Regions from separate parts of the Homo sapiens genome. Here regions 1 and 3 are each linked to region 2. A link is a loop called in an ENCODE intact Hi-C map of the cell type or tissue named here. Cell type or tissue: IMR-90. All regions are shown on one strand.

What was found. A loop is a pair of places that touch in the nucleus more often than their neighbours do. Peaks named below come from ENCODE experiments on the same cell type or tissue, not always from the same donor. Only the 100,000 strongest peaks of a DNase experiment are listed, where the experiment ranks them.
Region 1: a loop joins it to region 2, with 7 times the contacts of the local background. A loop is called at or near these places in 88 of 110 quality-filtered maps.
Region 3: a loop joins it to region 2, with 10 times the contacts of the local background. A loop is called at or near these places in 98 of 110 quality-filtered maps.

What each region holds. Positions count from the first base shown.
Region 1 is chr4:10,533,704-10,541,703 of GRCh38, forward strand. CLNK (cytokine dependent hematopoietic cell linker) reads right to left here. Exons shown (of 19, transcript NM_052964.4): 11 at 6,791-6,901. Among named protein-coding and RNA genes, the nearest start is that of ZNF518B, 80 kb to the left of the region's middle. In IMR-90, a CTCF peak has its summit at 4,469; no DNase peak of the experiment used is centred here; H3K27me3 peaks cover 517 bases.
Region 2 is chr4:10,153,939-10,161,938 of GRCh38, forward strand. No RefSeq gene overlaps it. Among named protein-coding and RNA genes, the nearest start is that of WDR1, 41 kb to the left of the region's middle. In IMR-90, CTCF peaks have their summits at 4,009 (motif pointing right) and 6,529 (motif pointing right); a DNase peak (open chromatin) is centred at 4,033; H3K27ac peaks cover 362 bases; H3K27me3 peaks cover 1,196 bases.
Region 3 is chr4:10,545,535-10,553,534 of GRCh38, forward strand. The region is part of intron 8 of CLNK (cytokine dependent hematopoietic cell linker); the gene reads right to left. Among named protein-coding and RNA genes, the nearest start is that of ZNF518B, 92 kb to the left of the region's middle. In IMR-90, a CTCF peak has its summit at 4,314 (motif pointing left); no DNase peak of the experiment used is centred here; H3K27me3 peaks cover 156 bases.

The DNA of each region.
Region 1 (8,000 bases), 380 kb after region 2:
AAAATGTGGCTAATCTCAGTATTTAATGTTTAAGAAGCCAGTGTATTAAAGATACTGAAAGATTGGCTGTAGGGCTTCAATTTAAAATGTAGATTTGAAGTTACAAGTGTCAAGATGTGTTTGTCTCCATTTTAAAGAGTTTGAAGTGTTTAAGATAAATTAAAATTTTCTATATTTATACATTTACTTTCTTGGATTTACAGAAATTGTTAAAGTTTTGCTGGCTAGCATTTAAACCTACCCTGTCAACATTAGAAGTACTTAAAAATCAAAGAAATTAAATTTATAAATATATTTCAAATATTTAAGGAGATTTAAATGAGTTTGTTAAACAGTTTTACTAAGATTCTTTAACCTATTTGACTTGAGTTGGTTGAACATTTGTTGAAGACTAAGCAGAGTGATTGTCTTTCTGTTTGGATAAAATCACCTGATTTATAAATAGAGCAGTGCACTTTATAGATGGAAATCTGAGGCTTCAGGAAAGCTCGGGTTTGGAATTTGCAGCTTTAATCAATGGAATTTTCACTGAGAACCCAAGTGATTGTAAGAAGGCATTTCTGTGTAGACCAGAGTTTCTTACTCTTTGAGAGCTTTGAACACATGTGTGTCCAAGTTCTGTCTGCTGAAGATGGCGAAAAAAACCATGGTCATTAATTTTTTTCACATTTTTTCCTATGCATAAGAGGTCCTCATTATAAATGTAAAGATATTACCTTTTACTATAAATATAGGTCTCTCCAGGAATGCCTTAGTTTTTGGCTTAGTTTTAAATGAATTGAATTTGATTCTTGCTCTGTCATCTGTGGGCTCTGTCACCCTGGATAAGTTAAATTCTCTCTCTGAAGCTTAGTTTTCCCACCTGTAAAACTGATAAATCTAGACAGTAGTGAAGAGAATTGCTGAAGATTCTAATGAAAGAATGTGACGTGAAAGCTATTTGGAGTGAAATAACACTCTACATTTGCAGAACATTTTAATGTTCACATTTGCTTTGAAATTAAACTTTTTATCCTGAGATAAAATTATGGATTTTTTATCCTTAGATAGAATTATGGATTCCCATGCAGTTGTAAGAAATAATACAGACAGTTCCTATGTGCCCTATACCCAGTTTCCCCCAATAGCAACAACTTGGAAAACAATAATAATGATGTTTATACTTTAAAATCAATACTTTCCATTCATAAATACAAATGTGTATATCTCTATAACCATACTTTCTCTTTTAAAAGACCACGGTTTCTCGATATCTATAAAGACTTTTTGTTTTCACTTCCCAAATCATCAGAGCATACATTTTTGCGACAGAGATTGTTTGAATTGATGTGATGCCAGCATTGCTGGTTGTAAAGAGAAAACTGGCTGGCCGTGTTGCTTCACACCTGTAAATCCAGCACTTTGAGAGGATAAGGCGGGCGGACTGCCTGAGGCCAGGAGTTTGAGACCAGCCTGGACAGGAGTGTTAGAGAGACCCCTGTCTCTACTTAAAAAAAAGAAAGAAAGAAAGAGAAAGAAAGAAAGAAAGAAAGAAAGAAAGAAAGAAAGAAAGAAAGAAAGAAAAAATGGAAAGCCATAGTTAGGCAAGTGGGTGTTTTGTTTCTTAAATATTGGGTGCTTCATTTAAATTATATTTTGGCTGAACCCTGCACCTTTGGCCATTGAGTGTACTGAAGCTTAAAGGACATATGGGACAATGAACCCTCGATTTCTTAATTTTTATCAGTAAATTGGAGATAGTAATTTTTTTACAGTGCTGTTGTGTGACTAAATGAATTAATACATATAAGATCCCAAACCGGGCCTGGTGTGTAGTTACGACTCAGAAAATGTTGTTGATTACTCTTGCTGTTACTCAGGATGATTTTATTTGGTGCATGGACCACGGTATTAAAATTACAATGGATTCGTAGTAGAAAAGTTATTCCCTTTTTAATTGTCTTTCAGATTATGTCAAAGAGAAAGGCTCAGTGCAGTGGTTAGTAGATATGAAACACTGTTCTAATATTTGCTTACCTTCCCTTTTATCAGAGGTAAAATTCCCCAGAGCTCAAAGTTTTGTTTTGAAGCTATCTGTATTGAAGTTATTTATAATAATTATATGTCTTTCTTTTAAGTAAATTTATTTAAGTTGAAAAAAATGAGCAGAGCAGAAAAAATAATTAAGTACATGGATATTGTAAAAATCATAATAATGGTACATAAGTGGCTGAGAATGTCCAACCAACATTCTCCAAACTTCGAAGTTCTCTTCTGGTTTTGAGTTGTCAATGAATGACTGGGGTGACGTTTTCCTTTACTGAAGTGCTTCAATTCAGTAATTGTTTCGTGAAACCAAGGCTTAGCTTTAAAAAAGAGAATAGCAGAGCTGGCAGAGACAAATGGGGCCTGAAACACAATAGCTGGAACCACAAAGACCATCCAGGGTGAGCACAGCCCACTGCAAAAGGCTGCAGCTGTCTAACTGCCTACCATTGATACAGTTGATTGCCAGATGTAAATCATGGCTTCTGCCTTAGGGAAGGCAACTCATCTCACTCACAGTGCCTTACCAACAGCTGGCAGAGACGGAGCAGGCACTCTCCTGCATGGTTCGGCTGCAGAAGCTCTGATTGCCAATGTTCCTTCTGTTTTCAGAGCAATATCCTTCTGTGGTTGATTACATGGGACTTGGGCATCACTAATGATGATATTACCACCCATGTGGGCCCTGCTAAAAATGAATTTGAAAGCACATCTCTCTTTCAGAGGCAAAGCCATGTCATTTATCGTGGTATCCCCAGTGTCTCCTATGGGGCTGTGCAGGTTTTTGCCCCATCAATAGTCAAATGTCAACCCTGTGACTTTAAGTTACCTAACTTCTCTGAAGCGTGGTGACCTTAGGTGCCCAGTGAGTATGGAAGTACTATTTATTGGGCACATGTGCCATCCACTGGGCTTGGTACTTTACTCTTCTGAGGCTTAGGAAACATACTTTACAGGGCTGCTGGAAAAATTCAATAAGAGAAAATATAATTACTCTCTTGAGGTGTTTTGGTGAAGAGATCCAGCACAATTCTCATCACATCTAAAAATGATTAAATAAAAGTAAACTGTAACTACAGGAACCCCAGAGATATCAAATGCCAACTTCTAAAGATGTCAACACCACCAAGACAGTAACCCAATAGACCTGTGTGGTTTGTGCCCGCAGAGGGACGCATTTGGCAATTGAGTGAGCATTATGTTAGACTCTGGAAACTCAGGCATAGATAAGGCTTAAATACCTTCAAAGCTTTTGTGGTGGATGTATTCCTCGAACTTGGTTCCCTCTGGGTTCTTAGCCCTGTCTGCATATTAGCTTCACCTGGGGGAGCCTTAAAAATTCTGATGCCCAGGTCTCACTTCAGAGCAATTAAAATAGATACTGGGGATAGTGCTTTAAAATAAGCTTTCCAATTATTTTAGTGTAAAGCCAGGATGATAACCACTGTATTAGAAAATACAGCCTCTGGCTGGGCACGGTGGCTCACGTCTGTAATCCCAGCACTTTGGGAGGCCAAGGCGGGTGGATCACCTGAGGTCAGGAGTTCGAGACCAGCCTGACCAACATGGTAAAACCTCATCTCTACTAAAAATATAAAAATTAGCTGAGTGTGGTGCCACACAGCTGTAATCCCAGCTACTCAGGAGGTTGAGTCAGGAGAATCAATTGAACCCGGGAGGCAGAGGTTGCAGTGAGCTGAGATCACATCACTGCACTCCAGCCTGGGCAATAGAGCGAGATTCCATCTCAAAAAAATATATACAGCCTCTATTTCTAGAAAAATACAGAGTTATGGATTCTGGATACCTAATTCTGCCGAGAACAGATGGGAGAAGCTGGTTTCCTTCCTCTCTTCATCCCTCCCTCCCTGTCTTTCTCCCTTTCTCTCTCTCTTTCTTTCTTTCTTTCTCTTTCTTTCTTTCTTTCTTTCTTTCTTTCTTTCTTTCTTTCTTCCTTCCTTCCTTCCTTCCTTCCTTCCTTTCTTTCTTTCTTTCTTTCTTTCTTTCTTCCTTTCTTTTTCTTTCTTTCTTTCTCTCTCTCTTCCTTCCTTCCTTCCTTCTCTTGTTTGTTCTTTCTTTTCTTTTCTTCTTCTTTTCCTGTGCTGTGACGGATATTATCCTAGGCACTTTACAGGAATGGCATACCTTATCATCATCATTTTATCATACGAAGATGGTTATTTTCTTCTTATAAATAAGAAAAGAAAACTCAGAGATGTTAAAGAGCTTTTCTGAAGTCATACTGCCAAAAGTGGCTCACCTGGGATCCAAACTCATTGCTACTGGGTCCCAAGATACTGTTCTTTCCAGCATGAGGAAACAGAAAGAAGATAAAATGCTTTTTTCTCCACACTGAACAACCTCATCATCTTCAATATTTTATTTTAGTTTATATATTTATTTTTTTGAGACAGTCTCTCTCTGTTGCCCTCTGTCGCCCTCTGTCGCTGGAGTGCAGTGGTGCAATCTTGGCTCACTGCAACCCTTGCCTCCTAGGTTAAAGCGATTCTCATGTCTCAGTCTCCAGAGTAGCTGGGATTACAGACATACTCCACCCCACCCAGCTAGTTTCTGTATTTTTGTAGAGATGGGGTTTCACCATGTTGGCCAGGCTGGTCTTGAACTCCTTGCCACATGTGAGCCGCCTGCCTCGGTCTCCCAAAGTGTTAGGATTAGAGGCGTAAGCCATTATGCCTAGTCTCAATATTTTATTAATCCTATTTTCTGTCTTCTTACTTCTCTGAGGTTTGATCAGTCCTTTACGTATTAGACTATTTGGCCAGGAGTTTTAGGAATGCTGCATTTTACATTTCCAACTCTGATAACACAGCTTCATGGGTTGGATGGTCTGTTATTATTGTTGCCTCCCAGTTTCTCACTCTTTGAAAATGGAAATCAAAACAGAGCAAATCTGCTTACTCCTAGTCTGATTAGGTTCCTTTGAAAGCTGCAGAAGGAAATTTATATTTATCCATCATCTACTATATTTCAGGTACTGTGCCAGGTTATATGGGTACTGAAATGAGTCAGTTCCTCTTCCATCCCTTCCTGGGCTGGAAGAAACAGACTTGTCAATTTGTTATATTCTATGGGGCAACATAGGTACCAATGGAGAAGGGCCCAAGGTAATAAAAGTGCAATAAGTGTTGGTTAAAAATAGGTTGGTTAAAAATAGTGTTGGTTAAAAATAGGTTGGTAAGAAAGTGCAATAATTGTTGGTTAAAAATAGGTACTGTTTCCCCTTTGCCTTCTGCCATGATTGTAAGTTTCCTGAGGTCTCTCCAGAAGCCGAGCAGATGCCAGAATCATGCTTCCTGTGCAGCCCATGGAATTGTAAGCCAATCAAACCTCTTTTCATTATAGCTTACCCAGTCTGAGATATTTCTTTATAGCAATGTGAGAACTAATACAAACACAGACCATTTGAATCGAGACTTGAGAGCCTCTATTCCTTCCCATGCTGCCATGGCAGTTGAAAGGGGGACAGAAAAGGAGGGCATTCCATGGGAGAGACAACAAAGAAGGTGTTTCTTGGAAAACTTATGCTTGTGTGGGGCTGTAATGGAGGAAATGGTGAAGAGACATTCGCCACAGAAGGAGGAATGACATTTTAGGCTATTTAATGTTCCCCATTAGAATCAGTGATGAATGAGTTTCCCATAGAAGCTCAAAATGAGCCTATCCTGAGTTTTTGTATCCATGAGAAATGCTTTCTCACTAAATAATGCCTGTGCCCCAAACTGCTGATGCAAGCTTGAAGAAGGATGAAAAATAAGAGAGCATCCTTCATTCTATGCAGAAACAAGGAGGAAATGCTGATCACTTTTCTGACTTTCAAAATAAGGTAATTTTGGAAATTTAAACTCTTTTGGGAAAATGAAATATGCTCACTCGAGTTTGTCACATTCTGTGATTAGCACCAGCTGCCAAATGTCCCACACGTTTGGGAATGAAGAGCCATCATCAGTACTTAATATCAGAGGGATGGTTTTATAATATTTATTTTTCATAAAGGCAATAATGTTTTTGACAAAAGAGTTTTCAAGCATGGTTATATTTCTCCAGCCTGGGTGATGGGAAGCTGGGGGCCAATATTGGTCCTGGAATAATCTGAATCCCCTTTCAGTTCTTACATAAAATATGCTGATTCTGTTCTGGCATTTGACATTTTCTTTATTAACTAATTCAGGCCACAAGTGAGCAATTCTTTCAATAATAACTCATTTTGTTACAGAGAAGCTATATTTCCTGCAAAGAATCAAAACACAGGTTTCTAGAATTATTTTCTTCTAGGTATAACTGGTTAGGCTTTTGTGTCCCCACCCAAAGCTCATCTTTAATTGTAATCCCCAGGTGTTGAGGCAGAGGCCTGGTGGGAGATGATTGGGTCATGGAGCAGTTTCCCCTATGCTGTTCCCATGTTACTGCATGCACTGTCATGAGATCTGATGGTTTTATACAGGGCTCTTCGCCATTTGCTTTGGACACAGGTTCTCTCACCTGCTGCCATGTAAGACATGCTTGCTTCCCCCTCCACCATGATTGTAAGTTTCGTGAGGCTTCCCCAGCCATGTGAAACTGTGGGTCAATTAAACCTCTTTTCTTTATAAATTACCCAGTCTTGGTTATGTCTTTGAATGGACCAATACACTCCCCACCCATTAGGGAGCCTGCTCTGAAAGGTACTTTGTTTGGTTTCCCTTGTCCCCCTCCCCCACACCCACACTCTTGCTGGTCATTTCACCATTGATGATGAATCTCTCACCTGGGCATTCTCTGGACTTCTGGAAAGGTGTGTCTCTGAGATAAAGGTGGCCTGCTGCTCTCCGGCTCAGGGGGCAAGGGTTGGTACTTCTTCGGAAGTGTTATGAGAGGCCTGTGTGGAGAGTCGCAGTAGGGTCCTGAGAAAGTTTGCTGCAGCAGTGATGCCTCAGGCCCTGAATCCACACTGCTCTGCCCTCCGTGTCCCCAGCTTTGGGTTGAAAATGCTAGTTTTTGGATGCTAACTGCGGAGCAGACCGATCTGGTCTGGCACTGTTTTCTAAAGGGCGTGACATAATTTTCTATGGGGAGTCAATGTGCTCCTCCATAGTGCACCTGTTTTGGCTTTAGGAGGCCTGTGGAGAAAATGATAACAGCCTTCCATTCATCCCAGACTGGCAGACCTGAGTTTTTAGAACTACCCAAATAAATATAAAAAAAGTGGCCAGGCATGGTGGCTCACGCCTGTAATCCCAGCACTTTGGGAGGCTGAGGTGGGCGTATCACCTGAGGTCAGGAATTCAAGACCAGCCTGGCCAACATGGTAAACCCCGTTTCTACTAAAAATACAAAAATTAGCCAGTCATGGTGGCATGCACCTGTAATCCCAGCTACTCACAAAGCTGAGGCAGAAGCATCACTTGAGCCCAGGAGGCAAATGTTGCAGTGAGCTGAGATTGCACCACCTCACTCCAGCCTGGGCGACAGAGCCAGACTGTCTCAAAAAAAAAACAAAAAAAAAAAAACCCAATAAGAAATATAAAAATGTTTGAAAGTCAGTGAATGTCTCACTCACTCATATGTTATTCACCCATTCACTCATTTATTCATAAGTTTATCAGGTACTTTAGTAGATGCTGGAGATATAGAGAGGAAAAAGATACAGTTTTTGGTTCAAGCTGCTTCCCTCTAGCAGGGAAGAGAGAGAGATGAAGAAATGATTGCCAGAGAATGTAATGCATACTATGGCAGAGGTGCTCACAGGTCCCAGATAGAGCAACAAGAGTGGCCAGTCACTCAGAGCCTCTGCAGCTGTCTGTTGCTCTTTTCTCCATAGAGATGTATAAATGTAATAGTATTTATATTTATATATGTGTCATATATATATGTATATATATATATCTCACATGAATATATACTTAATATATTGTTCCCTGAGGGCATATCCCATTTTCATATGAATCTAAGCCTGCCAGAAGTATACGCAGCAATAC
Region 2 (8,000 bases):
ACAATTTTTGATGTCCTTTGAGGCGTGTCTTATGAAAGTTTCTTCTGGGTAAAATCCGATTGGTAGAAGACATCTGACCTTATTCCAAGGGATGTGAGGTTTACCACTAGTTCATGTGCAGGGCAGGCTTAAGATGGAGAAAGGCTTCTCCCCTACCCATGACTAAGACCTCCCCCTAAGGGAGGTACTGGATCTTTGGAGTCTGCCCTCTGACTTGGGAAACGTTCCTCACCCTGGTCTTGCTGCTAAAAATCCTGTCTTCTCAAATCAAAAAGCTTTGAGAGGACTTTGATGTTAGGAGGGACGTTGATTTGTGCAGAAAGCTTCTCTAGTGGTCACTAAGTGGCCCATGTCCTGTCTGAGTTCTAGGTGACCCACATGTCTCCATGAGGACTTCCACTGCTGTTAGACCAGAACTGGAGTGGGTGTTGCCCAAATGACCTCATAATAAAAGAGGAATGCACCTGTGCTTAGAGTACATCCAAGCCAAAGTTGCTGAGCTCAGCAGATAGCTTTTGTACACTTGGCCTCTTCCAAGCATATCCCATGTTTTTATAGTCATCAGAAGATACGGGTCAGTGGGAGATGCCAGTGCAGTTGCTACAGTGGACGTCTCCAGTCTGTTTAAATCCAGGACTTGACATTTTGTCATACTCCCACTCAGAATTTGACCTTGTGGGGGACACATTCTTCCAGAAAGTGCCTTGATGAAATAGGGAAATCATTCCTCTTAAACTGAATGGGCCTTTACATTAACACGAGAGTGCCTGGATGCTCTAGCTGTTTTATCCTGGCTCCTGATCAAGTACCATAAGGGCTACCCTGACAACTGCTTGACTTCAGGTATCAGAATGCTATCAACTGGTCATCTCTAAGAACTAGGGGGGCTTTCTTCAAAGAGCAGGAAAACCCCATTTAGCGGAGATAGAATGAAGGCTGGTATGCCTTGTCATGTCTGTCCTAAGGAACAGCTCATTCCTACGAACAAACATCCATGTTTTCTCCTACAGATGAACAATGTGGCATAACACATTTTGTCTTGACCTGTGGCTCAGCATGAAGCACTGGTGAGATCTCAATCATGTAGCAGTGAGCTTTCCCCCTGCAGGCTTCTGAGCAGAGGATGCTGCTTCATGACCCCTTGGCTACTCTGTTCTCCACAGGAGTGACTGGAAGGTAGGGGGGATATACAAAATACCCTTCAATGGCCTGAAGGGTTTTGAGATGAATTGAGTAGCACATTGCACATGCAGTGGAGGAAAGTGAGGCTTTTGTATGCACTTAAGAATAAGCTCACTAAGGAACTGGAGATGGAGGCTTCAGTCCCACAGGCTGTTCTAGATTTAGACTTGGATTTTGTGGTACATAACACGCTGCTTTAGTGTCTTAAATGACTGAGGAATGTCGGATTGTTCTGTCCCTCACTGGCAGGATTCAGTGAGTGGTGCTCCTCCTCCATCTCCTTTGTTCCTTCATCTGCTGGGGTTGAAAGAGGACTTAGCATCAAGAGCTTTTCTCCCCTCTTCCTCGTGGTGTTCTGGGGCCTGGAACATGAAAGTGGTCTGCTGAGGTCTGACCACTCCCCTCCGCTTCTCCCTCATCCAGACATCCTCAGAGGGAACTGACTGTTCAGAACCAACAGAATAGTTTTTCATCCCACCTTTCAGAAGTTAGGCTTGAGTGCTTTCCTCCCACTTTTTGGGAGGCATGATGGACTAGCTGCTGAAGGCGTACCTTCCTTGCTTAGTTATCGGGAAGGAGGGGCATATTCCATAATCTTCGCAGATGAAACCCTGTCCTTGACATCCTAACCTCCCTGGGTGGCAATGTTTCGGGGGAAACTGGGAGGTTTTGGATAGTGGTCCCAAGCTTTATCTTCCCTGGTGAGAAGAGGACCCAGAAAGGGCTGTGGAAGCCATTGAAGTATTTCTGACCAAGATAACTTGATAGTCATTGTGGGCAGCTGCTAATAGAGGCAGGATGTCCTAAACTTAGGAGCCTTCTAAAAACAGGTCTGCTTTCCCTGGGCCACCCTGGGAATTAGAAGCTCCATGTGCTCATCTGAAGGCAGAGTGGGCCCATAAGAAGTGGCCCTGCGGAAAAGGGAAGGTTCCTATGGCCTGCTCATCTACCCCTTCCTCCCTAGGACTATAGGGTGCCCTCATCACTTCTGGGGACATCACTTCTGGGCACGTACTTCCTGGAGGACCAGAGCATCTCCAAGGATTTGGTGTTTAGTGCATTCCCTAGGATGAAATCCCTTCTGATGGGAATCTGCTCCTGTAGAATGATCCCTCAAGAGCAGCCTTTGGACTGGAGAGAATGGGCTGACAGTCTTCATGCTGCAGAGCCCAGGGGAGATGAATCTGTTGGCAGGGAGACTGAAGAAGGGGCTGAATCTCTTGCCCTCCCAGAGGGAGAAGCAGTCATGGGTGGGGTGGGGGCGGGGCCCGTAGGACTCTAACTTTCTTCCAGTGCCCGCCGCTGGGCTCCAGCCTGATCCCTAGAATTCTGCAGTGGAGTGCTGATTGTGCTGAGGCTGGGCTGTGTGATTCCCCTCTTAAGGATGGTTGGCTGGGTGGGACTACAAAAGCAACTTACGGGCCAACCAGGGTTTTCCTAACATCCTTTGACACATCAGTTCTGCTTTTCTGAACTTGCATGGTGAATTGTGAGGAAAGACTAAACTTGTACAAAATCCTTTGACTTAAATGTGCAATGAAGACTATAGAAGATGTGATGTTTTCTATTAGACAAATGTCTCATCTGTTCCAGGTGGAAGTAGATAGGAGTCATCACCTGAACTCGCTTGTTACTTGACTATGCTGTTATTGAGTACGTTTTAGTGTCTTAAATACAATGAAAGTCATTCTCAGAAAACATTAACTGTCGGCTTTCTCCCAACTGAAGAGCTTATGGGCTTTCCAACAAGACCATCTCTGCTTGTCAAGACACCTTGGAATGGAAAGTGAATGCTGCTCTGCCTCATTTCCCATCTTTTATTTCTAATCCCTAAAGGAAGGGGACTGAACTACAGAAACCACTCTATCCTGTTGTTGCATGACAAGGGGAGCCTGATCTGGACAACTGTTTCTTAGCATTTCCAACTTGGAGTTTGATATGTCTTAATCCTTAGGAGCTACATGTGGCCCCAGGAGGACTGAGCCAGCAGCAGGTGCATTGGATGAAAGTCGATGCAGGGGGGAGACCAGGGAAGAAGCAAACTCCATGACAGGAAGAGGGGGGTTCAGCTTTCAGGTACAGTGTCTGATCACTGGCAGTCAGCACTTGACCTGTTCTAGAAATGGCTCCTGGGGCTGCTGTGATCATGCTTGTAGACAAAGGAGCCAGCCTGGCTTCCTGGGAAAAGGACTAGAAGCCTTGGGTTCCTGGAGGTGGCCTTGAGGACTCTAGGGATAAAGGGATCTGATGGGAATACTTTACCTTGGAATGCAGCCGGAGGAGCCATCCTAGGCAGTGACCCGGGAATCCTTCAGTGTACTTTGTGAAAGAGGCTGTCTGCTGTCATAACTGATCTCTTCCATACTTGGTGGTTTTTCCTTCCCAGGCACTAGTATTACATACATCTTGTTTCTTAAGTCACTACTTGGTAAGAGAAGCGTTGCCTCAAAGCAGGTAATTCTGTGTACTGTGAACCTAGAGCCACCAGGGAAGGCCACACTTCTCTAACGGTGAAGTGAGTCTGCCCAGGCAGTCATCTCCAGTGATGGGTCCTGGAGGCTCTGCCCTCTGTGGCCTGGGGTTGCTGCTGTGCCCCTTACAAGACAGCCTGCTGTGTGTGGCTGCCATCTCCTAAACTCAAGTTTGGCTCATTTTCTTTGAGCATGGGTGATATATCTTTTTCCTTTCCTAGGAGAAGGGGTGACTTCTAAATAATAAAGTTCCATTGTTGCTAGGGCACATGATCTTTGTTGGGTGGGGTGATGTCAGAATGCTAAGTTCCTAAGAACTTACCATTTCATTGTCTGTTGTGATGCCTCATGGCCACCAGGTGGTGCTTAAGGACCCTCAGCCAAGGGCCAGAATGGAAACAAGCTGATGGCTCTTGGAACTCCTGGACGGATTTGAGGAATACACTGGGGGAGGAGTTCTTGTTACTCTTATCATTTTCATTAGATTCGTCTGGATCCTGTGTGAACTAATGCCATCCCCCTGAACAAATGGCTTCTGAAATGTGGACAATTCCTGCCTGGGGAGGCAGCCATGGATGAGCAGGAGAGCCCAGGTTCTCCTGCCTGGCAGGAGTCTGAGCTCAGTGCTTAGAGGCTGCTCTGCGCACCCCACCCCCACCCCCACCCCCACCCCCACCCCCACCCCCACCCACCAGGCCGGGCACCGTGCTAAGCAGGCAAATGTTCTCAGTGTTAGGCGAGCATCCCATGTTACAATCACGTGATCCCAGGTACCAAGTTTGTTTGCAGTAATTTTCACGGAAAACATGAACACAATCAGCTTGGCTTATGAACTATTTTTTGCCGTGGAAATACGTACAAAGCCTGCTTTGTTCTGTAGACTAGTATCACATGACATTGGTTAGAATGTAAACTTGAAAAACATCCAACAGACTTAAACTCCTTACAACATAATTTATACAAAGAGTTTATAGTCTTCAGGACTGAGAACAAGAATAAAAGACCGTTTTTACTTGGTAACTGTATTGCTTAAATTATAACATTTCGTAACTACATTAACTATTGTCAAGTAAAGTGGAAAGAACACAAACCATGATGGACATGCTTTTACATAAAAGCACCTCCTAGGCAACTCTGCCCTTCAGGAAGTGTTGCTCACCTAGAAGGCTGGCACTGCTGTGTGAGCGGTGTTTCCTAGTTATGTAGGCTGGCCTGATGAGCTATGTATGGCAGCACTAGCAGGACCTGCTCGAAACGACAGAACTCTCCACAATACTTTGAGAAATGATTCCACATCCTAAAGCCCAAAATCATGAAAATTGTCTCAAAGTTGGGGCTTTTTTCAAAAACTCAGGTCAACCATGCCATTCAGCTGCTCCTTTGTGGGTCCCCTCAGATTCTGTGGGTCCCCTCAGATTCTGTGGGTCCATGTCCACAGGTGACTCGTTCAAAACACTAGTCCCAGGCAGCTCTCAGCAAAGGTGGTGGGGGTTGCACACCTGCTCCAGCACAGAGGCCTCCTGGGGCTCTTGACAGGGCAACAGCTGGGGCTGCATCTCCCTTGACATCTCCTATTTTCAATGGAGAAGCGTCAGGTGACTATGCCCTAAGTGTATGCAGGCCAGGCAGATGTTGGGGTGCCCTTCCATCAAGGTCTGGTGGGGCTTTCTCTGAAAGGATATATGGCTGCTGTCCTGGTCCGTGGAGATGACTTTGTAGTAGCTGCCTTAGAGACGCCTTCATACAAAGGCTGAGCAGTGGGGTCCTTCATATTCTTGTATTAGTTATATCTGCTGAGGAGGAGACAATGTCTGAGGCAAGGACTGTGCCAGAACCTCTGTCTTCTGAAGCACAGATTACTTGGGATTTGGTAATGGCTGACACTTGGGAGTTGTTCTTGTTGCTTTGGTGCTTGTGTTGTGCCGTGTGCTCTAGCTGAGCCTTCTTGGGACATCACTGCCCTATCAGAAGAGATCAGTAGCTCACAGTCTTCCTGAGGTCAGCATTGTTACATGCAAGCTCTGCAGAGTCCTTTTTCTCCAGCTTCATGTGGATGGCTGTGGGATGACCTGTGGGATAGTGCTCCCAGAAGCCCAGCACCATTTCATAGAATTGCATTCCTGGCCCCAGGAGTAAACACTTTTGCAGACTTCTCATCCCAAAGCTGCTGGACTTGAGACCTGGGTTGCTCTGCAGCTGCTTGCTGCTGCATATCTTGCCCAGGGGGCACTTGTGGAGATGAGATCACTATTGCAAAAGGTATATGCCACAGTTGAGAGCATAAGAACTCTCCATTACTTGGGAAACACTGGCCATGATGCTGGAACTGAAGTGAAGGTACCTGTTTCCCTCAATCCTTGTGACTCATACATTAGAACCTGTTCCTGAAAGACTAGCTTCTGCTGGTAATTGAGGCTGCTAGGGATGACATCCCCATTCTGCTGTCCTTGAAATGGTGAGAGAAGCCCTTTTGTTGCTCCTGCTGCCTCTTTACCTGCACACCATGAACACAGTGCAAGAGGGAAGGGCCTTGCATGCTGGCTTTCTTGCATCTCAGGCTTGAGAATACTGACATGCAGAAGGATAAGGAAACATTACATCTAGAAAGGCCACTCTGTCACCTGAATATCCCAAATCCCAGCTTGGTATCCTCTTTAACCCATGGGGCTACAGTTATTTGGGCCATCTTATTTGCTGGGATTCCCCTGTATTACTACAGAAGAGTGGCCAGCTCCACCCAGTAGAACTTCCTGGGCACGAGAGTTCTGCTCGGTGTCATCAGTGGGAGATTCCACCTGTTTTTTCTGGATTAAAAATAGGTGACTTGGGCAGAGGGATCATGGTTTCTTGGCAGTGTAGATCGTATGTGCCTCTAGGTGGTAGTATGGCTCTTGTTTTGAAACCAGTTGTTTGTTACGTAGGACAAGAGACTTCGCTGGCCACTTTTTTTTTGGTTGTAAAATCGGGGTAAGGGTTCTCTGCAAATGACTGAAGTATTAAATGACTGAAATATTCTTAGTTGATTCTTCATAAACTTATGCTTTGGTTTTCCACTTCCTCTTCCCCATCTTTCTTCATTGGGATTATCTTCAGAGATCTTGTGTTCAGATCCTGACTGAGGCTGACAGGCCCACAGGGTTGTTGGGCTTGACTGCTAATCACCACATGCTCATGTGTGTGGCCTAGTGACAATACCTACACATAGCAAAGTTATCCTACTTGTTTAAAGAATTCTGAGCTGCTTCTCTGACGTGTGGAGACACAAGTTGGCTTTCTGCCTCTTGCTCTTACTCCTTGGGAAACCAGACTCACTGTCCGAGACTCAAACTTGGAAAAAGGAGCCTACTGACTCAGAAGTGGATGGACAGGTGTGCACAGGACCTGTGCTCAGCACAAGAAAGTGAGGCTACATTCTGTCAGTGTGTCTTCCCCATCCTTGTGCCAGTGTGCTTACCTCTCACCAGGAGATGAAAATTTCTAGCTGGGCTACAGAGGCGGCGGTCCCAAATCTTTCTCTCCGCCTCCTTGCACCATGTTACATTTACTGCTACTGATGCTTAATGGTGGCTTTGTTGTTCAGTTGTCCAGGAAGTAGATGCTGAGAGAACTAGAAATGCAAAAGACCTAGAATGAAGAGGGAAGCTGTCAGATCATAATGTGAATCAGCCAGTCCTGCCAGTCCAGTAGGGAGCACGAGAGCAGGATTCACTCAGGAATTCCACATGAGGTAGAAATGGCTCGACTCAGTTTGGCTTGGGGCCATCCCAAGAATAACAGCAAAGAGCTTGGAGCCCTTGGGTAACCACACTCCGCAGCTGGACAGCAAGTCTGATGAAATGGCTGACAGGTTGGCATGGTTGTCAGTTGATGGGCAGCTATGATTTTCAAATCCTAAACTGCAGCTGCAGTTGGTCTGGAAGGACCATAAGATTATCTGTTTTCCTAATGTCAGTCCTCAGAGTCCCTCACACTTGGCCAATACTTGTCAAAGTTGCTTGTTTCAAAGGTGACCAAACAACCACCTAATGTCTGAGCCCCTGCTGGCCTGTCCTTATCAGGCAATGTTTGCTGTAATGGCCTAGCTACTCCTGACCCATCAGGCATTGGGGGCACCAAGAAATGGCCCAGTGTAGCAGCAGTTCCTGCTCACCTTCCGGCAAAAGGAGCCAAACATGACCTGGCAGTGTAGTTGGGTCCTCTGGAAGTATCTGGAGCTACACTGTCTAGGTCTGCTTTGGACCTACGTTTGGGAAGTAAATGCCTTCTAAACTCACTATCCGGGGTCATTGTGGGTAATAAGGGAGAAGCATCAGAGAACAGTTGTTGGTTTAAAGTAGGTACTGCAAC
Region 3 (8,000 bases), 390 kb after region 2:
AGTAGCTGTACAGCTCAAGGGTCTTGGTGGCAGGCTCACTCCCATTACCATAGTGGGGATTTTCTGCAGTGGCCTTGCTCCTATGGCTCCATTAGGCATTGCCCTGGTGGGGACTCCATTAGCTTCAACACCACATATCTGCTTTGTATAGCTTTAGTGGGGGCTTTTTGCATGTCTCCACTCCTGTGACAAGTCTCTGATTGGGTCCTCAGGCCTTTGACGTCTTTTGAAATCTGGTTGGAGGTTGCTGAGCCTCCACAGCTCTTGCTTTCTGCAAGCCTGCAGAATTAGCACCACACAGATACTGCCAAGGTTTAAAACTTGTACCTTGCAGAGCTTCAGTACAAGGGCCTCAACTGGGGTTGCTTGAGCCGGGCAGCCATGAAGTGCTGTGCTGCAGTGTAGGAAGCAGAGTCCCAGGGTAGCTGTGGGCAGTGAGCTGGTAGACAGCGCCCCAGTCCTATCCCCTGAAACCTTTCTTCCATCCTAGAACTCTAGGCCTGTGATAAGAGGGCAGCCTCAAGATCTGTGAAACACCTTTGGGGTCCTTCCTCCATTGTCTTGAGGGATAGCATCTAGCCCACTTCTATCCCTGTTAATCTCTTTAGCAAATGGTCACTGGGATATACCCTTGGTTTTCTCCTCTGAAGACTTTTTCTCTATGTGGCCAGGCTGAGTTTTCCAAATTTATCCACTCTACTTCTCTTTTAATTAAAAATTCTGTAAATTATTTCTCTGCTCTGAAATATCAATGTAAGTTGCCAAAATAACCCTGCAGCTCCTTCTATATTTTGCTTAGAATTTTCTTCTGCTAGATATCCTAGTTTATCACTCTCAAGTTTGGCCTTCCTCAAAACCCTCAGGCATAGAGACAATTCATTCAAGTTCTTTGCCAATTTATAACAAGAATGGTCTTTATTCCAGTTTTCAATATCTTGCTCCTCAGTTCTACCTCAAACCTCATCAGAATGGCCTTTACTGTCTATATTTCTATCAGCATTCTTGTCACAACCACCTATCTAATCACTAAGAAGTTCCAAACTTTACTTAGCCTTCTTGTCTTCTAAGCTTTCGCCAGAATTTAAACATTTTCTATCCTGCTCCTACAAATTCTTCTACTTTTGCCCATTACTCAGTTCCAAAGCTGCTTTCCACATTTTCAGGTATTCATTATCAGCAACACTCCACTTCTTGACACCAATTTTCTGTGTTAGTCTGTTTTTTTTTGTTGCTTAAGACAGAATAATGGAAACTAGGTGATGATTTATATGCAAAAGGAATTTATTTCTTTCAGTTGTGGAGGCTAAGAAAACCAAGGTTTAGGGGATGCATCTGGTGAGAGCCTTCTTGCTGAAGGGGACTTACTGCAGAGTCCTGAGGCAGTGCAGGGGATCAGATGGTAAGGCGACTGAGTATGCTGGCTCAGGTGTCTTTTCTTATAAAGCCACCAGTTCCCCTTCCATGACAATCCATTCATCTATTAACCCATTAACCCATTAATCCATTAATGGACTAATTCATCCATGAGGGCAGAGCACTCATGATCCAATTACCCCTTTATGCCTCACCTGTCAATACTGCTATATTGGGGACAAAGTTTCAACATGAGATTTGGAAGGGACACTTGAATTATAGCAGGTGGGATGAGCACGAGGAGGAGGTAAGCCCAGATAGGTGATGGCAGAGGTGGGAGAGTGCCCAGATCACATGGGGTCTTGTACAATGGCGCAAAAACTTTGCCTTAACTGTGGTGAATCTTTTTTAAACCACCTCATTAAGGTATCACTGACATAGAAGAGCTTTACATATTTACTGTACACATTAAGATTGAATTTGGGGATAAGTACATATCCATGAAATCAACACCACCGTCAAGGCCATAAACATATCTGTCACTTACCAAAGTTGACTCCTGCCCTTTTTGTTATTGTTACTTTATTTTATTTTCTTTTTTTGGTAAGAACACTTAGCATAATATCTATCCTCTTAGCAAACTTTAAGTACACAGTACAGTGTCATCAGCTGTAGGCACTATGTGGTAGAGTGGGTCTCCAGAATTTATTTGTGCACCATAACTGAAACTTTGTCCCCTTTAAGCATCACCTTCCTATGTCTCCCTCCTCCTTGCTCCTGGCAGCCACCATTCTACTCTTTGCTTCTATGAGTTTGACTGTGTTAGGTTCCACAAGTAAGTGAGATTCTACAGCATCATTTTTCTGCGTCTGACTTGTTTTGGCCCAACATAATGCCCTCCAAGTCCATCAGTATTGTCATAAATGGAAAAATTTCCTTCCCCTTAAGGCTGAAAAATACTCCATTGTGTGTATATACCACAATTTTTTGATCCATTCATCTGTCTATGGACCCTTATGCTGTTTCCATATCTTGGCTACTGTGAATAATGCTGCCATGAACAGAGTGCTGAGAGCTCTTCAAGATCCTGTTTTCAATTCTTTGGGTATATACTCAAAAGTTGGATTCGTGAACCATAAGGTATGTCTATTTTTAATTTTTTAGAGGAAACTCCATTCTGTTTTCAATAATGGCTGTACCAATTTACATTCTCACCAACTGTGTGCAAGGGATCGCTTTTCTCCATATTCTTGCCAACACTTGCCATCTTTTGTTTTTTGTGTGTGTTTTTTAAGTAATAGTCATCCTAAGAGGTGTGAGGTGATATTTCACTGTGGCTCTGAGTTGCATTTCCTTCATGACCAGTGATGCTGAGAACCACTTCCTATATATGTGTTGGCTACCTGTATTTCCTCCCTGGAGAAATGTCCACCCAGATCCTTTGGACATCTTCCAATAAGGTCACTCATTTTTTAGCTCTTCAGTTGTATCAGTTCCTTGTCTATATTGAACATTAACCCTTATCAGGTATATAGTTTGCAAATATTTTCTCCCATTTTGTAGTTTGCCTTTCTACTCCGTTGATTCTTTCCTTTGCTGTGGAGAAGCTTTTTAGTTTGATGTAGCCCTACTTGTTTATTTGTGCTTTTGCTGCCTGTCCTTTTGGTCTCATACCCAAAAAGTCATTGGCAAGATACAATGCCAAGGATCTTTTCCCTATGTTTTCTTCTAGGAGTTCTGTAGTTTTGGGTATACCCCAAGTTGATTTAATCCACCCCAAATTGATTTCCTTGCATGGTGTGAGGAACGTGGTCCTGCCCTGTGCAGAGGAACAGGTCCTGCCCTGTTCTTCTGCACATTAATATCTAGTCTCTCCACTATTTGAAGAGACCATCTTGTCTCCATTGTGTATTCCTGATGCCTTCATCAAAAATTAGTTTAATCAATGCATGCATTTATTTCTGGGCTCTGCACTCTGCCTTACTTGTGTGCATGTTTGGTGTACCACTGACCACGACAGCCCTGTCATGTAATTTGAAATCAGGAAGTGTGATGGCTCCAGCCTTGTTCCTTTTACTCAAGATTGCCTTGGCCACTCAGGGTCTTTTGTGTTACTCAGGGTGAATCTTTATGATACACTGTCCATGTGTCCTGTGTCTTCATTATAATGTAGGATTATTTTTTCTAGCCTCACTTAGTATTCCTCCCTCCCTTTTAAGATTTTTGTGTAGTATAATATCGGCAATAGTTACAAAAATCCACGGGGATTTCAGCCGCATCAAATATGCCGACTGGCAAGTGCTGATACCATGAGCTTCACTTAATCATTGCTTAGCTAACCAAAATCCTTCAAAGTAAGAGGTTAAGGTGAACTTAAGGAACTTTGCAGGTGAAAAAAACTGGATTGAACAAGCAAAGTAACTTGTCTACCATTATACAGCTTTGATGGTAATTCAGATAAATTCCAGAAAGCTTCTTAAAATTTGGGGGCCTTATTTAATAAAGCAATAATAAATCAAGTATTTGTGATATTTAAAGGAGGGTGAGCTTTGGAACTGAATTTGTTAAGATTGAATCTTGATCCTGTTCATACTATGGGCAGGATCATGGCACGTGCTTAATGAATGTTTATGAAATAAACAAATGGATTGAGGAGTGAATGAATTTCCCCATCTGGAGAAGTAAGGAGTGCTTATTTATACTTCATGGAAATTCATGTGTGGAATAAATGAATTGATGCACTTCAAGGCATGGTTCTTAATGCACAGCTGCAGTTACTACTATTATTATAGTATGAAAAATTAGAGGGAAAACGGGAATTTACCTCCCTAATGAAGTACACAAATATTCTAAAATGCTAGGAAAAGTTCTCTGTCAAACAAGAGGACCCAAACAGTTGTTCAAAGTCTTTCCCATCTCCAGTTTTCTCTTGGAGAAGCCAGGCATGCTCTCCACCTGGTGGTCATAACGTGTAATTAGCACCATTTGCCCAGAGACTCATTGGCTTTGCAGTCTCAGGACAGATCTCACAAAGTTACTGCTTTTGGGTAGGTAATGTACTGAGGTGGGCATAGCATGGTTGCAGAATCCGATGGACCTTGGTTTGACTGTTTCCACCACAACTTATTATGGTGAAACCATGAAGACATTGTCAATATCACCGTGTTCTGGGAGGGTTAAAGTAAGACCTCTTGAAGAAGGAAAAAGAGTTAAGGGATTGTTCTTTGGAGTGGCTGCTGCCAGCTTGCAATGGATGGTTGTTAAACTTTCAGAAATTCTGTGAACTGGCTTTACATACAGCCATTATTAAAAATACATTACATAGGCCAGGCGCGGTGGCTCAAGCCTGTAATCCCAGCACTTTGGGAGGCCGAGGCGGGCGGATGACGAGGTCGGGAGATCGAGACCATCCTGGCTAACATGGTGAAACCCTGTCTCTACTAAAAAATACAACACAATTAGCCGGGCGTGGTGGCGGGCGCCTGTAGTCCCAGCTACTCGGGAGGCTGAGGCAGGAGAATGGTGTGAACCCGGGAGGCGGAGCTTGCAGTGAGCCAAGATCGCGCCACTGCACTCCAGCCTGGGCGGCACAGGGAGACTCTGTCTCAAAAAAAATAAATAAATAAAAAATTACATAAACATACACTTAAGTTACAGCAGCCCTCCACTTATCCTAAGGCAAAATGTTCCAAGACTCACGATGGATGTCTGAAACTGAGGATAGTAATAAACCCTATATATCCTATGCTTTTCCTAAATATACAGACCTATGATAAAGGTGATATGTGACAGCAAAACAAGCACACTTTTTTTTCCTTCTTCCCAATTTCACGGATAGAAGATTCATTTTTATTGTCGATCCCAGTAACCTCAGCATACAATATTTTTTCTTTCCTTTTCAAGTTGAGAACTTCCACCTTTTCACTTAAAGGAATCACTTTACATCTTCTCTTTGGCAAATCAGAACTGTCAGCATCACTGCTCTTGCGCTTTTGGACCATTATTAGGTAAAATAAGGGTGACTTGAACCTAAGCACTGAGATTCCACGCAGCGAATCTGGTGGGCGAGATGACTGCTCAGCAATTAACCGGTGGATAATGGACACAGCGCAACAGAAACACTGGACAAAGAAATGATTCGAGTGAGACTGCTCAGGATTTCATCGTGCCGCTCAGAAACAGCATGCGAGTTAACATTTATGAATTATGTATTTCTGGAATTTTCCACTTGATATTTTCAGACCTTGGTTGAGCATGGGTAACTGAAACTGTGGAAAGTGAAACTGAGGATAAGGAGGACTTCTGTATTTGTTTTTCACTTAGCTACTGTTCAATTTGTGGTAAATATATGCAAGACCACCCCCCCACTTTTTTTGAGACCAAGTCTCGCTCCGTTGCCCACGCTGGAGTGCAGTGGTGTGGTCTTGGCTCACTGCAACCTCTGCCTCCTTGGTTCCAGCGATTTTCCTGCCTCAGTCTCCCAAGTAGCTGGGATTACAGGTGTGCACCACCATGCCCGGCTAATTTTTTTGTATATATATATATTTTTTTTTAGTAGAGTTGGGGTTTTACCATGTTGCCCAGGCTCCTGAGTTGTCTCGAAACTCCTGGGCTCAAGTGATCCACTGGCCTCAGCCTCCAAAAGTGCTGGGGTTACAGGCATGAGCCACCACCCCCTCCTGTAATACCCTTTAACTATGAAATACAATCATGCAATAACACTATGAAATACAATCAGAAATAACTATGAAATACAATCAGAAATAAAACATAAGTATAATGTTCTGTTCAGAGAGCTTATTATGGGGCTTACGGGCTTATTGAACAACTAAATAGCCAGCCCTAGTGTTGAGCACATAGGAGGTACTAAATATTATTGGTTGAATTATGATGAAATAAGCTATATTTCCCCTCTATGTAAAACTGCCTTTGCAAAGATTATATCAGTGAGAGAATTGTAATTTTTTTTTTTTTTTTTGAGACTGAGTCTCACTCTGTCGTCCAGGCTGGAGTGTAGGGGCATGATGTCGTCTCACTGCAACCTCTGCCTCCCAGGTTCAAGCAATTCTCTTGCCTCATCCTCCCAAGTAGCTGGGATTACAGGTGCGCGTCAGAACGCTGGGCTAATTTTTTGTGCTTTTTTATTTTTTAGTAGAGATGGAGTTTCACCGTGTTAGCCAGGATGGTCTCGATCTCCTGACCTCCTGATCTGCCCACCTCAGCCTCCCAAAGTGTTGGGATTACAGGTGTGAGCCACCACGCCCGGCCGAGAATTATAATATTAATAGTAAGCCAAGCTAACTCACTCCCCATCTTATCTTTTCCTTAATTACTCCTGGGCTATTGGGCAAAGCTACCTTTGGAACACATTCAGGCTATAGTTTAAATGATAATAGGACTTGCCCCAAACTCAACCACTTTTGTAAAGCTAATGGGAAGCCATCAGGCTGGGGGGACAAGAACAGCCTGAGTCCAGCTAAGGCGCAGACATAAACGATTGTCAGCCACTATTGCCAAGGTTATAAGACATGCAACTTCCCCAGTTATTCCTGCAGATAACACCACTATTGTAGATCGGCCTTTGGAGATATCTTTCCCAGTTTTTTGCATGCGTGTCTGACACCCATGGTTCCACCTAAACCCAATGCCTCCACCTTAGTGCCAACCTCTCTCCTGTAGCCTCACCCAGAAGTAACTCATCTGCTTGAAGACAGCTTCAAACCCCTATAATTTCATCTCCACCCCAATCAATCAGCAGCAAGCACCTGTTACCTGCCCTCCCATCCCTTCCCCCAAACTGCCTTTGGAAACCGCTGACCTATGAGCTTTGAATGAGACGATTTGTGTATGAACATCTCCCACGTGGTGTGGCCAGCCTCGTGTCTATTAAACTCTTTCTCTACGGCAGTGCCCTGGTCTCTCTTTATGCAGTGGGCAGGAAGAACCCCTCGGGCGGTTACATGTGTACCCATTTTCATCCTGCATTATAATCTTCTCTGTCCCTTCCATACAAGCAGCTTTTACTATACCAATTTCATGTTTATTATTAATGGCCTTTTCTTCACATTGTGATGTAGGATATGGAATTAGAAAAACTAAGTAGAAAAGAGAGAGGGCAAACTTATCACTGTTCATCGCTCCCCCAGGGACTGGCAGGAAGAGGAGGGGGGGGCATGCAGGGGCGGAAGCATTTACGTTCACAAGCTGTCTGTAGATGTGGCTTTCATAGATTAAGGAATATCCGCCCCAAACAATGGATCATTTATAACACCCGATAAACTACTCAGAATAGGAAATGTACTGTGAACCCAGAATTGAAACTAATATATGAGTCGATCTAGGTTTTTCTAAAATGTGTTCTAAGGAGCATGGGCCAAAGAATGTGATCCCAGAAAAAGCAGGTTCCATGGACACTTAAGTTACAAATGCTCCGTGCCATATCCCCCTCTTGGAGATCCACAATGCTCTTAAAAACTTGGTCAGTAAAAAGATCTGTTTATTTTTGTTTAACTCAGTGTTTCTCAAGGTTACTGCATCCAGAGTTTCCCATTTATTTATTTTTTTATTTTATTTTTTTTTTCTGATACAGAGTCTTGCTCTGTCACCCAGGCTGGAGTGCAGTGGCGCAATCTTGGCTCGCTGCAACC